2 separate regions of the Homo sapiens genome follow, and region 2 is linked to region 1. Evidence: chromatin loops called from intact Hi-C (ENCODE). Cell type or tissue: GM12878. All regions are shown on one strand.

Region 1 (8,000 bases):
TTCCCCACTCCTCTCTTCAACCCTCCCTCCAGCCTTCTATCCTCTTTTAATTAATGGTCTGACACAAAAGCATGTGTCCTTACTTAGGTGTTGGAAATGCTATTTTTTCACTAGAATGCTAGTAGGACACACCTTGATAATAGGAAAAATGTTATATGAGTCTGAGAGTGAATATAACGTGCCCTGTTATGCATTATGATTTTTAAATTATTATGAGTTTCCTTGTTGAGTATTTTGCCATGCTGATTAAATATGTATTCTGATCTTATTTGGAGATAAATCTTTAGTTTTTAAATGATAAGGAAACCATGGGAACCAATTTTATATATATATATATATATATATATATATATATATATATATATATATATGTATATATTTGAGATGGAGTCTTGCTCTGTCGCCCAGGCTAGAGTGCAGTGGCATGATCTCGGCTCACTGCAACCTCCGCCTCCCAGGTTCAAGCGATTTTTCTCCCTCAGTCTCCCAAGTAGCTGGGACTACAGGTGCATGCCACCACGCCCGGCTAATTTTTGTATTATTAGTAGAAACGGGGTTTTACCATATTGGACAGGCTGGTCTTGAGCTCCTGACCTCGTGATCCTCCCGCCTCAGGCTCCCAAAGTGCTGGGATTACAGGCGTAGCCACTGTACACAGCTGGGAACCAGTAATATTTTATATGAATTAATGAAAGCACAGGGTACATAAATTATGCCACTAGAATTATTCTTTTGTTCATTATACTTCAAAAGTTAAATGGCCTGTAAAATGAGACTAGAAGATTCCTGTGTCAACATATTTAAAATACGGCCATGTTAATTATTTTAATGATTTTGTTTACAAGTTACAAGAAAAATTATGATGAGTATAACTCTATATACCATTATCAGACTTCCTCATAAGATCACTTGTTTTGGGAACTACAGACTTGAACCACAGAAATTGGAATATAAAATTTCTATCATTTGACTGTAAAACATGTTAACAATCGTTTTCTCCATCCAGGTACCATTTATATTTACACCATTTGCAGAAAACTGATGGTCATAGGTCAGTCTTCCAAGGTATGAAATGTACTGACAAAATATTTTCCCCTCTATTTCCTGTTTTATTTTTCTTAAGGCTTTCATTACACAGTATATTGAATGTTAAACAAGGAATATTTGGAGAATTATATAATATAAAATTTAGTAAATATATATTATATAGCTTTATTATTCTTAGTTTTGCTTTAATAGGGATCATATGTAAAAATATAGATGATTTAATGAAAAGAAAGGAAATTCCTGAAAATGTTAGTATTCTCTGTCTCTCAGATAGTCATGCTTGTCACGCTTGATAGTAAACATCCATCTGGTTGCTATAGCTTTAGGTAGGGTGACCATCCGTCCTGGCTTGCCCAGGAAAGTCCCGGTTTATGCCTGTTGTCCTGTTAGTAATTATCAGTAGTGCCCACTTTTACTAGTAAAAGTGGCCTGGGCCGGGTGCAGTAGCTTACACCTGTAATCCCAGCACTTCGGGAGACCTAGACTGGCAGATCACTTGAGGCCAGGAGTTTGAGACCAGCCTGGCCAACATGGCAAAACCCCGTCTTTACAAAAAATACAAAAATTAGCCGGACCTGGTGGCACATGCCTGTAGTCCCAGCTACTTGGGAGGCTGAGGTGGGAAGATTGCTTGAGCCTGGGAGGCGGAGGTTGCAGAGAGCCAAGATCGTGCCACTTTGCACTCTAGCCTGGGTGACAGAGCAAGACTGTGTCTCAAATGAAAAAAAAATAGAAAATTAAAAAAAGGTGTCCTGGTTTGGATGATAAACTATGGTTACCCCCTTTATGTCATGATACGGAGCTTGGATTTCATTCTGCTTGAAGTGCTTCCACTTCTGGCCTGCATGCTAATCGGGTGAATGCACACTTAAACTCTAACCCAGTTGCATGACAAAGGCAAGGAGACTTTATTTTATAATAAGATTCTTACTTACCAGTAGTCACTGCTCAGTGTTAGCTTGAGGAAGTTGCTGACACTTCTATTGACTTCCCTACAATGTTGGTAGCATTTTTGTCCACGGGAGACATATTTATTCCCTGTATTAGTTTTCCAGTTATTGGAATGTAGGCCAAGAAGGGCGAATATACTCCCGTTGAGACCCTGCTTGAGTTGTTGCTGGCATCTGAAACATGACTACTTTATTCTTTATTCCATACAGAACCTTACCCTGAATATTCTAACACTCAGGAGAGATATGTTTTTTCTTATTTCCTCAAAGCATAGCCAAGTATCTTAAAAGTTGACAACATCTGAAAAATAAAAATGGAAGTAAAGAAATTTGCATGCTCAATGGATAACATTAATTATGTGTTCTCTCTCTGTTTTGCTTCTCAAATTAAAAAACTCTATGACAGACAGTGACTTGAAGAAGCTCTGTGCCAGCTTTCTGAGTGTGAATTAAATTGAGGGGGGACTCTCCCAGGCCTAATGTAAACTTGGCCCGCAGACTACTGCAATGATGCTACATTCAGTTCCAGATGATTTCCTAAAGAGAATTTGCATACTCTGGTTGCGCTTGGTGTAACAACAACAAACATGGCTTCACAGGACCATCATAGTTTGGTCTGCTGCAGTGCTTGCTGCCAAAGCTTTGAAGGGCAGAAATGTCTGTGCCGACATTTGACTGTTAGTGTTTGTGCTTGTTAACACTGAGAGAATTTTAAAGTGACAGTCATCTTAAAATAATTTCTTATTCATAACCTTTGTAAGACATTTCTTCTCTGCCTCATATACCTTGAGTTTGTCTCTGATAAAATAAGGATAGTTGAGTATTTTGCCATGCTGATTAAATAGGTATTCTAATCTTATTAGGAGATAAATCTTCAGTTTTTCAACCATAAGGAAACCATGGGAACCGATAATATTTTATATGAATTAATAAAAGCACAGGGTACATAAATTTTGCCACTAAAATTATTCTTTTGTTCATTATATTTCAAAACTTAAATCGCCTGTAAAATGACACTAAAATGAGTATAGTTCTTTTTTTTTTTTTTTTGAGACTGAGTGTTGCTCTGTTGCCCAGGCTGGGTGCAGTGGCGCCGTCTTAGCTCACTGCAAGCTCTGCCTCCTGGGTTCAAGTGATTCTCCTGCCACAGCCCCCTGAGTAGCTGGGATTACAGGCACCCACCACCATGCCAGGCTAATTTTTTGTATTTTTAGTAGAGATGGGGTTTCATCATATTGGCTAGGCTGGTCTCGAACTCCTGACCTCCAGTGATCTTCCCGCCTCAAGCCTTCCAAAATGCTGGGATTACAGGCGTGAGCCACGGTGCCTGGCCCAAAATGAGTATAGTTCTGTGGTGCCAGTCTTGTGGGATGGGGATGGGAGGTGAGGGATGCAATAATTTTGGGGGAGGGGTGGGTGGTTGTACATTTGGCACCTGAAGATCTGAATGACATTCTTTCTGTTTCAAGGAAATTAATAATTTTCACCAGTAATTCCCAAACCTCCAGTTGGTAAATTGATTCCTGAGCTGAGGCTAAAAATGGATTTGATGGGTCCATTTAATGGAGACAAGTCTTTGGAGGTCCCACCGTGTGTGAGATGTCCTGGGTCTGAGGGCTTTGAATACTGTAGTGACTTCAGAGTTCAAGTATGTTATAGCCTAAGACGGAAGGAGAAATAGACCTGGGCTCCTCATGCTGTCTAAACTCCCGTTTTTATAGGATCTAGGCATGATGGCTAGCTTTTGTTATTATTGAATCTATACCATGTGCTAGGTCCTGTGAAAGGCTTATGAGGTGGGCACTAGCATCATCATCATTAACATTGATTGAATGAATGCCTACCGTCATCAAGTATGCTTGTAAGCACTTTCATTTGTCATCTCATTTAATCTTCACACCACCACTTTGAGAAAGGTGCTGTCATTACCTCTATGTTTTTTTTTTTTTTTTTTTTTGATATGGAGTCTCGCTCTGTCGCCCAGGCTGGAGTGCAGTGGCGCGGTCTTGGCTCACTGCAAGCTCCACCTCCCGGGTTCACGCCATTCTTCTGCCTCAGCCTCCTGAGTAGCTGGGACTACAGGCACCCGCCCCAATGCCTGGCTAATTTTTTGTATTTTTAGTAGAGACAGGGTTTCACCTTGTTAGCCAGGATGGTCTTGATCTCCTGACCTCGTGATCCACCCGCCTCGGCCTCCCAAAGTGCTGGGATTACAGGTGTGAGCCACTGCGTCCGGCCATTACCTCTATCTTATATAATAGATAAGGAAGCTGAGGCTGGGAAAAGTTACTTTGCTTAGGGTCACACATCTAGTCAGAGATGTGCTGAGACCAGGGGCAGTGTCACTCTGTACCATTAGAATAATGCATGTCTGTTGACTAAATAGAATCCCGTCATGACCCATTCTATTTTGGTTTACATACTCAAATGGAGAAGCTGCAGGGAAGGGGTTGATATTTTCTGATATAACCCTATCTTCCTAAAGACATCCTGAAAACCAAAACTAACCAGGGGCTCTTCCGTAGGTGAGAAACACCTAATTTAGTGCTGCAGCAGGTCACCAGCATAAGCTTAGGGAATAGAGGGCGGTCGGACTTCTGAAACCTCTTTCCCTGAAGACATATGACCATTTTGCTTTTGTTTATGGAATAATTTAGCTTCTTTGGTGGCATTTAAAACTGTAGTATAGTACTCAGCAAACATTAAAGAATACATCTAGAATCTGTTCATTCTAAGAAACGATTGATTTCTGTTTCATTTTACTATGAAACTGAAATGGTTTGACAACGTATGTGGCTTGAACAGTTACTGTCAAATTATTTCACGTACCATTACACAAACTTTAAGTCCTAACTTTGAAATTGCTTGTCATTTTCTTTAAATGGTGTAAGCTGATATAAATGAGGCTGCAGCGCCATCCTGTGGCTGAGCTGATTTAATCGTATGTATATTTCCTGCTCAACACCTGCAACATGCTCTTACTGGGGCCATGTTTTAGATATGGATATCATTTGACTTTTTAAAGTTTTTTTTTTTTTTTCCATGAAGAGAATAGTCCTGATGTATCCTATTAAATTTTTTAATTAATAGAAACAATTATTTGTAGCTTTTAAGGGTAAGAAAAAAATGCTACAAATTGAGTCATATTTTGAAAATGGCTTTTCCTGTTTAAACTTGAAAGATGGTTTTTCATAACCCTAAGTGGTTTATGGTGAGCTTCTCCCCTTTGTCAGGGCTCCTCTGTGTAGTGGAAAGAACACTGCATTTGGGAGTTCAAAGACCTGAGTTTCAGCCCCAGCTCTTTTGATTAGAGTGAGTTTAGCCTCATGGAGTCAAGCTAGGTTACTTTTAAGATCTCTTCTGGCACAAAAAACTTTGATTTTCCATAGCAAATCAAATACAATGTGAACAATTGTTAACTGAAGCTATTTTCATTTTGAAATGTGAAATTTCTAATACCAGGAGTCCTGAAGGATTTTAGAAAGATGTGAATTTAAAGGGGAAATTTAGGCATGGCTTAATCATATACCACCCAACCCAAACCACAACAATCTAAATGCAAAAATCTGAAATAGAGATTGTTAGGGAGCAGCAAATGTGAGAAAAATTCGAGGGTTTTTGGTGATATGATTAATTTCATATCAGTTCACAAAGTTCACAACAATAGCAATGACAGCAACAACAAAAACAGCAAGGAATCAACCTTAGTCTAATTTAGAAGAGGTACAGTGTCCACAACCAGGGACTGAAAGCATTCACTGTACTGTGGTCTAGCCATACACCCTGAAAGGATGCTGGCAACCTGGGGTAAAGCCACAGAAGGCCAATCATGGTGGAGAAGGGCAGTGCAGTTCCGTGAGGGATGGAAGTGCTTGGGGATATTTACCCTGGACGAGAGAGCTGAGGGAGAGGGCAGGCTACATAAATGTTTTTAGATTTCTGGATGGCTGTAATTTAGAAGTGAGTTCTGGATTGCTTTGTGCTGTTCTGGAAGACATGAGGACCAATGCACTGGAGGTATATTAAGGTGGATTTTATTTTAGATTATGGAAGTATTTTCCTAGCATGTCATGTACGTTGTCACTTTCTCCATAACAGCACTATTGTAATGTGAAAAAATACCCATTTTACAGATGAGAAAATTGAGGCGTAAAGAGGTAAAATGATCCAGCCACTAGGTGGTAAAATTGGGACCAAAATCCAGGTTTATTTGATTCTAATCTTGGACCATTTCTACTAAGCATCACAGGCCCCAGGCTGTAAGCCTTTTTCATTTTCCTTACCTCCTATACCAGCTAATCTTCAGAATCATATACTGGTTCCAGGCCAACAAATAACAATTGTATCATTGGAGTTAATTCCTAGACTACTGTTGACATGGTAAATGTTAATAAAAATGAGCAGAGAGGCTTATAATAAGACAAGACAGGCCGGGTGCAGTGGCTCATGCCTGTAATTCCAGCAGTTTGGGAGGCCGAGGCGGGTGGATCACTTGAGGTCAGGAGTTCAAGACCAGCTTGGTCAACGTGGTAAAACCCCCTCTCTACTAAAATAGAAAAATTAGCCAGGTGTGGTGGTGCACACCTGTAGTTCCAGTTACTTAGGAGGCTGAGGCATGAGAATCAATTGAACCCAGGGGGCGGAGGTTGCAGTAAGCTGCGATTGTGCCATTGCACTCCAGCCTGGGTGACAGAGCAAGACTCTGTCTAAAAACAAATAAACAAACAAAAAAGACATTTTAGGATGTCTTCCAAAATGGCTTGAGATTTTGAGCTTTTAAATTATCTTTTACTTTTTAAATGCTTGTTTCTTCTTGACACGTTATTTATGGTATTTTTGGTTTGAGTAATCAGCAACTTGTGCTCACAACTTAGAATTTGATTATATTTAATACAATTATCATTATTAACTTCAAATGAAAACAAATCCAATGGTGCCCTTTATTTTGCAGGCCTTAGAGTATCTCCTGTGGGCCAGCATGTGTATGGAGTCCTTGGTCCCGCTCCTGTCACTCAGGTACTTGACATGGCGCGCTACTCTCTACACAGCTGTTTGCCAGTGCTGCTATGACTGCCATGCCGGGATTCACGGAGAGGTATGCTGCTTTTTAACTCTGAGGAGTCGAGTTTTTTTTTTTTTTGAGATGGAATCTGGCTTTGTTGCCCAGGCTGGAGTGCAGTGATGTGATCTCGGCTCACTGCAACGTCCACCTCCCAGGTTCAAGCGATTCTCCTGCCTCAGCCTCCTGGGTAGCTGGGATTACAGGCATGCGCCACCATGCCCGGCTAATTTTTGTATTTTTAGTAGAGACAGGGTTTTGCCATGTTGATCAGGCTGATTTCGAACTCCTGACCTCAGGTGATCTGCCTGCTTTGGCTTCTCAAAATGCTAGGATTACAGGCGTGAGCCACTGTGTCCAGGCCCAATATTTTAAAATAGAGCGTATCCAGCATTTTCTTCCTTAGATGCCTGCCAGGGGAAAAACAAAACCCAACCAAAGAATTGAAATGAAGAAAAGACAAAAGTTCAGCTTTATTTGCACAAATTGGCTTGGCTTTTCCATTGTTTTTCTCTCTCACCCTCCTTTCTGCTCTCTCCTTTATTCTCTATTCATTTTCACCTTCTTTGCTCCATTTCTGAGTAAGATTTTTGGAATTTTAAAAATTAAGATTTTTATTTTTAAATGACAAATAATAATTGTATATACTTATGAGGTACAATGTGATGTTTTGTTGAATGTATGCACTGTGGAATGATTAAGCTAATTAACATATTCATCTTCTCACATACCTTTTTCTTGTAGTGAGAACACTTAAAATCTATTTACTAGTAATTTTGAAATATGCAATACGTTATTGTTAACTATGATCACCATGCTGTGCAATAGATCTCAAAAACTTCTATCTGTTGTCTTTCCATCCTCACTTTGCTCTTGAATACAAGCCACCTTCCCTCCTCGTTTAGTTTTGTGTTCCTTATCACTTAGTATGTACACTCTTGTCT
Region 2 (8,000 bases), 600 kb before region 1:
TGGAGACAGATTTTGCAGTAAGCCAAGACTGCGCCACTGCACTCCAGCCCAGGTGACAGAGAAAGACTCCGTCTCAAAAACAAAACAAAACAAAACAGAAATACTTTATATTATGGGAATCACTGACATTCATAAAAGTAAAGAGCCATATAATGTTCCCTGTGTACCTGTCACCTACTTCAACATTATCAACATTTTACCAATCTTGTCTCATTTATTGCCACCCTCCTTAATGTCTCCGTCACTGGAGTATTTCAAAACAAATTCAAGCCTTTGTATCATTTCACCCATAAATACTTTAATATGAAACTCTAGCAGATAAAAAGTTTTAAATCATAACCATAAAACCACCATCACCCCTAACAAAATGAACTATTCCTTAGTGTCGTTTTACACACAGTCTGCATTCAAATCTTCCCAGTTGTCTTAAAAATACCTTTTTGGAATTTTAAAAATTAAAATCTAAATATTTTATGGTAAGGATCCTAAAGTCTCTTTTAAATCTATAATAGCCACCCCCGCTCCTCACACCCTATACCCTACACACACTTTTTTTTTTCCCAAGCCATTCATTTGTTCAAGAAACGAGGTCAATTTCTCTGTAGAATTTCCCATATAATGGATCTGACATATTGTATCCTCATGGTGTTATCTAACATGGTCTTCAATCCTCATATTTATTTGATTAGATTCAGGTTCAATTTACTCAAACATTTTTAATAGAAGAAAAGAATGAAAGTGCTTACTGTAGCTTTCATTTGATCATTTCTGATGGGTCAGCCAAATTGAAAATAAACTTCAATATCCAAAAAAATCCTGTGCTGTCAACTTACTAAATCTTAGAGCCATATTCACCATTTCAGCTTACTTTGACATGGTACTCTCTGGCTGAGTTGATAGAATTTTATTCTTCAACTCTAAGTAGACTCGTTATAGTGAGTTTCCCATTTTGGCTATTCTAGCTATCAGGCAGATCTTTGAACCAAGAGGCCATGAATTAATAAAGCCCTCCCAAAGCATTAACATTCCTAGACCTGAGGGCACCTCCACCACTCTCTGGGGATGTAAAGACCAGCTTGAGAGATCTGAGGACATAGAATACTGCAACAGAGAGTCCTGCAACTATCCCAGGTGTTGTGCTTTGAGAGCAAAACCAGAGTCAGGCTGCTCGCTGTGCGAAGATGGAAATGGCACTTCTCTCATGTAGGCAGACTGATCTGTCTCTGACACTTAGTTGTGCATGTGATTTCTTTGATGGGCACCGAGCAGTTTGCCACTTACTGCATACACAAAAAATTAAAGTCACCTAACCTCCCAGCGTGTGGTTGCTTGCTCATTTTGCTTTCATGTAGGTTTGTTTTCAATCAGGATTCAGGCAGGGGATGCAAGTTTGAGGAGTAAGGTTTTCACTCAAATCAGCTCCTGATTGGAAATACAGTCTGAGGGTGACTTCTATATTTTAAGTTAAAATGTCCAAATTGCTTATCTGTGCAATTGGCAGAAACTGACAATCTGGTTTCCATTGCTGACAGAGCCCAAATTGCCTTGGATAATGCCAAACAATTTTACTGTTTCCTTTTGAAGAGTTGACCCTATGCCATTTACTTTGTTTTTCCTTTGTACCCAAAATTCATCCAAGACACCTACTTTTAAGAGACCGGTAACTTCTCTGTTAAATAGCAATGCTGTTGAATGGGGTCATCTGCAAAGCCATACTTCTGAGTTATTTAAGAACTGCTGGAGTGTCCTGGGTATTTTAAACCAGCCACTTGGTGTAGAACTCTTTCTAAAACATATCACATGTAATTGTAAATGCTCTTGATGACCTAAGGTTTACCACTCTACGGAGGCGAACTATGAGGCATGTGATTGAACGTAGATATGCCCTAGAACTTGTGGTACAGTCCCTGGCATCACCTTGCTGCCTATCATTTGCTGCTTTTACATACAATTATATATGCACTTGGAAGCTCTTCTGAATAAGTTAACATGGCTTCCTTTTCCTACATTAATTATTGACTCCAAAGCCCTTCCCTAAGTGGTTTGCTTGTTCTCTGAAAAATTTTTTTACAGTTTGAGAAAGTGCATGGGCTTTGGGATCCAGAGAAAATTTTTTTAAGTTGCCTGCCTGCCTTCCTTCCTTCCTTCCTTCCTTCCTTCCTTCCTTCCTTTTTTCCCTTCTTATTTTAAACTTTTTAATTTAACAATTTGGAAAACATTCATTTTGGGGGAAGATTTTAGACTCCATCATCCTAGCATTAATCACTTTATTTTCATTAACTTCAAAGTACTTTCTATCTCATCTATAGGCACTACTTGGTTTGACAAGTAGGATACCCCCTACTTGTCATTTTTGATAATCAGATTGCCTTCTTTTGTTGAGTAGTAATGATCATCTTATAGTATTTTAATATGTTGCCTCCAAAGGTCACTAAAACCAGATTAGGTATTTGCAACATTAGGTAAGCTCATTTAATTTTATTAGCTTCCTCATTCTGGATGCATGAGTTCTTTGGCTTGGATATCAAGGCTTTTTTATCTTTAGAAACTTCTAAGTTTGACATCTAGAACTGAGTATGAATGGCCAGAGCTATTACCTTTACATTTTATCCGCTTTTGCAAACTTTAATACTACATTCTTTTGGCAGTAACTGTCCTCCTGGGAGGACGGTTATGAAAATGAGTAACAGTCATCTTGGAAAAGTATGTTTTCTTATTTAACATAGAATTTCTCCTAACTCTCAATCCCCATGTACTAAGACTCCCTACCATTATAAGAGAGCATACTGTCTGTTTTAATCACCCTCCAACAAAGCTCCCAAACCTGACATTAATAGTAAATATTCAAAATGATGTTCTTAAAGAGTAATTTAGACTCACCTTCTATTAATCTAGGAATCGGAGCAGGACCTGGCCCAAACTTTTCAAATGACCTACCACTCCTTTTAGGGTAGAAAGCTAGTTGGCTCAGGTATGAATGACTCTTCATTCTGGATGAAAAAGTAGTTTTCTGGTAGACTTTCATGTTACGGTTCATAAATTTTTCCTGCCCAAGTGGAAAAGTTGAAAAGAATTTTTAATATACCAAAGTATGTTATCTTAAAATTAGTGATTATATATAAAAATAACATTTGCAACAAAAATCTTAACATTAAAAAAACAACCCCAGGTTCTTCTCTTTGAAGGAATGTGTGTTGTTTTAGTTTCCTTCTCATATGAAGCTGAGATCATTTAACTTTTATTAAATATGTACATCACAAATACAAGACTGGAAAATGTCCTCTCAGCTTCATTTTCACAATTTAGTCTTGCTCAAAATGCAGTTAAAATTTGGAAATTCCGGGCTGGGTGCGGTAGCTCATGTCTGTAATCCTGGTGCTTTGGGAGTCCAAGGCGGGCAGATCACCTGAGGTCAGGAGTTCAAGACCAGCCTGATCAAGATGGAGAAACCCCTCTCTACTAAAAATACAAAAATTAGCCGGGCGTGGTGACGGGTGCCTGTAGTCACAGCTACTCAGGAGGCTGAGGCACAAGAATCACTTGAACCTGGTGGTAAAGGTGGCAGTGAGCCGAGATCACACCACCGCACTCCAGCCTGGGTGACAGAGCAAGACTGTCAAAAAAAAAAAAAAAAAGGAAATTCTAAGTGTTGGTTCTGTGGAATTAAAACTTGAGAGGAAAGGGATCTCCCCAGTAGATATTTAAAAATTAGGCTTGTGATTTCATTCATCTTCTCTCAATTTAATTTTAAGTATGTTCCACAAAACCATACAACACTTGCTGAGGAACCATCGCATACAGATGAATCTGTTGTTGAGCATTTCTAGATAATTTCCTTATCTTAATTAGGGTAGACAAAGTCCTGTAATCAACTTTTACCTCTGGAAAGAAAGAAAGTAAATCTACTGAAATGTGAACCAGGCGATGTAGGTGTGATGACCACAGCAGTGGTGAGATTAACTCTGCAAGGCACAGTGGGAAAATCAGCCTTATCATTGATCTAGCTTCATACCACAAAATTTGAAAACAACACCCCCTCCTCTACTTTCATCCCTTCTTCCTTCCCCAGCACACACATATGCATTGTCTTATCCATATCTGATTCTTGAAGACCCACCTCCTTTTATCTCCTCACCACTAACAGCCTTTTTTCCATCTTCTCATCAACAAAGATGAACACCCCTTTCTCTATATTTCTTTGGCACGCCTCTGTTACTGTATTTCCTCCACTCTGAGATGCCACTTATTGTAAGATGTGCTATTATTTTATGCAGGGCCAGTGATGTATGACATCCCATCTATGTAAGCTAGGTACCAATTTCAGAAATGTAAAAAATGTGGAGATGTGTGTGTTGGAATCAATGAAGGACAGTGTACCATACGTGTCCTACTGGACTGCAGTGGTATATCTCTCTTCCTCCGTTAGGTGGCGATCTTTGTGCTGCCTACTGTCAGCTGGATGTTTTTCTGTCGTTTGTGTTCACACTGTCTCCCCATCATGGTGTGGGGCACACACCATCTGCGTCTAGTTGACTCCATGTCTCAGCCCAGCAAAGTTCATAAGAGCAATAGGTAAGTGGATATGATTCTAACATTAATTGGGGTTGTGATTTTAATTAAACTTTACCGTTTCCTTTGCTGCCATTTCATTTTCTTTGACAAGAAAGAGATCTCTGAAAAAGATCTTATAAGGCCTGTCCTCTTTGGTTGAGCCATCTTTTACTTTACCTGTTAAAAAAGAAAGAATGAATGAATGAATTCTGTCATCCTTCCTCTGCTGACCAGAATAGTAAGTCTCCCACCAGCTAGGGTGGAATGAATGGGATGCAGGGATCTCTGAGAAGGTAGTGTTAAAAGAAAAACTTTGGCCGAATTAAATTTAAAGGAGTTTAATTGAGTAATGAATGATTTGTGGATCGGGCAGCCCCCAGAATCACAGCAGAGTCAGAGACTCCAGGGATATCTCATGGTTAGAACAAATTTATAGACAAAAAAGGGAAGTGAAGTACAGAAATCTCAGGTGAGGTACAGAAACAGCTGGATTGGTTACAGCTCGGCATTTGCCTTATTTGAACACAGTTTGAGCACTCAGCAGTGTATGAGTGGTTGAGGTACGGCTGCTGGGATTAGGCCAAGATTCAGCTATTGTTACAGGGCATACTTCTACGTTAGGGTTTTAATTTTGTCTACCTATTAAGTTAGGTTGCAGTTCGTTCACAAGGACTCAAATATAGAAGTATGGAGTATGGAGTCCTTCTCAGGCCATGTTTAGTTTGCTTTAACAGTAGAATGCAGATAGCCTTGCCTCCACATCTCCTGGGTAGAAGTCACAGCTCCTCTGTCTGTTTCCCACAGCACCGACATAGCTCTTACTGCTTCATGAGGAATGAGTTGATAAAATAAGGAGGTCTTTACCAAAATAGTAGGATAAAATTTTGAGATATTAATATGTTTCTTCTCACCATTATACATATACCACCATTACCCTTACACCACCATTTCAACAGCAACAGATACAGCCACTACCCTTAGGGAGAGCCTCTGCCCAGATTAGAGAGTCTTAAAAAAGAAAGTCAAAGATAATAAAAAGTGCTGGAGAGCATGTGGAGAAATTGGACCCAAATTCACTCCTAGAAGGAATGTTTAAGTGGGGCAGTCACTTTGGAAAACAATCTGGCAGTTCCTTAAAAAGTTGAACACAGAATTGCCACATGACCTAGAAATTCTACTGCTAGGATATACCAAAGAGAAATGAAAGCATAGGGGCTCACAAAAAACGTGTACATGAATATTTAGAGCAGTATTATTTTTAATAGCCAAAAAATAGAGACAACCTAGATATCTGATATGGATTGGCTGTGTCCTCATCCAAATCTCATCTTGAATTGTAGCTCCTATAATTCCCATGTGTCATGGGAGGGACTCAATGGAAAGTAATTGAATCGTGTTGAGGGGTTCTTTCTTGTGCTGTTCTCGTGATAGTGAATAAGTCTCATGAGATCTGATGGTTTTATAAAGGGGAGTTCCCCTGCACACACTCTCTTGCCTGCCACCATATAAGACGTGACTTTCCTCCTCTTTCACTTTCCACCATAATTATGAGGCCTCCCCAACCATATGGAACTGTGAATCCATTAAATCTCTTTCATTTATAAATTAGCCAGCCTGGGTATGTCTTTATTAGCAGCATGAGAACAGATTAATACAATATCCATCAACTGATTAACGATAAACAAAATGCAGTATATCCATACAAGGAACTCTTATTTGCCCAGAGAAAGGAATGAAGTACAATATATGCTACAACATGGATGAACATTGGAAACATGTTAAGTAAAAGAAGCCAGTAACAAAGGACCACACATTATATGATTCCATTTATATAAAATATCCAGAATAGGCATATTCATGGAGATAGAAAGTAGGTGAGTAGTTGCTTGGGGCTGGAGGGTGGATGGGGCCTAGGGGTTGATGGCTGAGGGGTGCAGGTTTCTTTTTGAATTAGTGAAAATGTTCTAAAATTGGCTGTAGTGATGGTTGCACATAATTGTTCTACACTAAATAAAAAATGAAGGCTGGCCATTAAAAAAGCAAAAGAGGGCCGGGCGCAGTGGTCACACGTATAATCCCAGCACTTTCGGAGGCCGAGGTGGGTGGATAACCTGAGGTCGGGAGTTCGAGACCAGCGTGACCAACGTGGAGAAACCCCATCTCTACGAAGAATACAAAATTAGCCGGGTGTGGTGGTTCACGCCTGTAATCCCAGCTCCTTGGGAGGCTAAGTCAGGAGAATCACTTGAACATGGGAGGCAGAAGTTGCGGTGAGCCGAGATCATGCCATTGCACTCCAGCCTGGGCAACAAGAGTGAAACTCCATCTCAAAAAAAAAAAAGAAAAAGAAAAAGAAAAAGAAAAGTCAGTTGAATTTCTGCATGGACTTCCTGTTTTTCTTTATAACATTTGATATGACAAAAAAACTTTCTCTCTCTTTATTTCTTTATTTCTTACTTTCTAACTCTTGGGATGTGGCAGGATGGAAATCTTGGCTTTCAAAACCAATAGTCAAGGTCAAGTGTAATTGTCTATTTTCACACTGCTATAAAGAACTTCTCTGAGACTCGGTAGTTTACAAAGGAAAGAGGTTTAATTGACTCACAGTTCTGCATAGCTGGGAAGACCTCGGGAAACTTACAATCATGGTAGAAGGCTAAGGGGAAGCAAGCACCTTCTTCACAAGGTGGCAGGAGAGAGAAGCATGAAGGAGGAACTTCCAAACATGTATAAAACCATCAGATCTTGTGAGATCTCACTCACTATCACAAGAGCATGGGGGAAAACGCCCCCATGATCCAATCACCTCTCTCCCTCAACACATGGGGATTACGGGTCCCTCCTTTGACATGTGGGGTTTATAATTTGAGATGAGATTTGGGTAGGGACACAGAGCCAAACCATATAACCAAGAATACTGGGAGCCTGGAGTTGACACCTTAAATCAGAGATAGGAAGATAGGAAGAGGATTCCTGAAGACACATTCCCCAACTCTTACCCCACATCCCATGTCCACCTCAACCTTACAAAAAGACTCCACATCCTCCCAGCAAGCAGAGGGCCTGTGAAGAAACTCAATGATTCTTGCCCCAAATCACTAGAATCATTTTGGCTCCACCCACCTCCAGATATTCTGACTTAATTTGTCAAGGAAACATCAGCACTGGAATATTTTGAGAGTCCCCCAGGTGGCTGTAATGTACATCCAGGACTAAGAGCTAGTGGACCAAAGTTTAAGGAATTAATGGACTGGAGCTTAAAGTCTACCTGAGAAGCAGCCATTTGCCCAAAGATTCAGTGTAGAAAGTGGGAGTGGCTGGGATTATAGAAACTCCAAACACATTTTTCTGTAAGTCATGAGTTAGAGAGAAAGAAAATTGCAGAGTGGAAGTCTTGGGTTCAACACAGAGTACTCTGATCATCTCCTATTCACCCTGATGGTGATGGA

Evidence for each region. A loop is a pair of places that touch in the nucleus more often than their neighbours do. Peaks named below come from ENCODE experiments on the same cell type or tissue, not always from the same donor. Only the 100,000 strongest peaks of a DNase experiment are listed, where the experiment ranks them.
Region 2: it touches region 1 in a loop (7-fold over the local background); 20 of 110 quality-filtered maps call a loop at or near these places.

The regions. Positions count from the first base shown.
Region 1 is chr12:96,511,980-96,519,979 of GRCh38, forward strand. It overlaps CFAP54 (cilia and flagella associated protein 54), which reads left to right. Exons shown (of 68, transcript NM_001306084.2): 5 at 1,007-1,065; 6 at 6,949-7,092. Among named protein-coding and RNA genes, the nearest start is that of CFAP54, 26 kb to the left of the region's middle. RefSeq lists a silencer at 4,743-4,852. In GM12878, a CTCF peak has its summit at 4,910 (motif pointing left); DNase peaks (open chromatin) are centred at 2,542 and 4,892; H3K4me3 peaks cover 635 bases; H3K27ac peaks cover 784 bases.
Region 2 is chr12:95,914,249-95,922,248 of GRCh38, forward strand. It overlaps CCDC38 (coiled-coil domain containing 38), which reads right to left. Exons shown (of 16, transcript NM_182496.3): 3 at 4,628-4,728; 4 at 2,881-3,046. Among named protein-coding and RNA genes, the nearest start is that of CCDC38, 24 kb to the right of the region's middle. In GM12878, a CTCF peak has its summit at 4,427; a DNase peak (open chromatin) is centred at 4,463; H3K27me3 peaks cover 159 bases.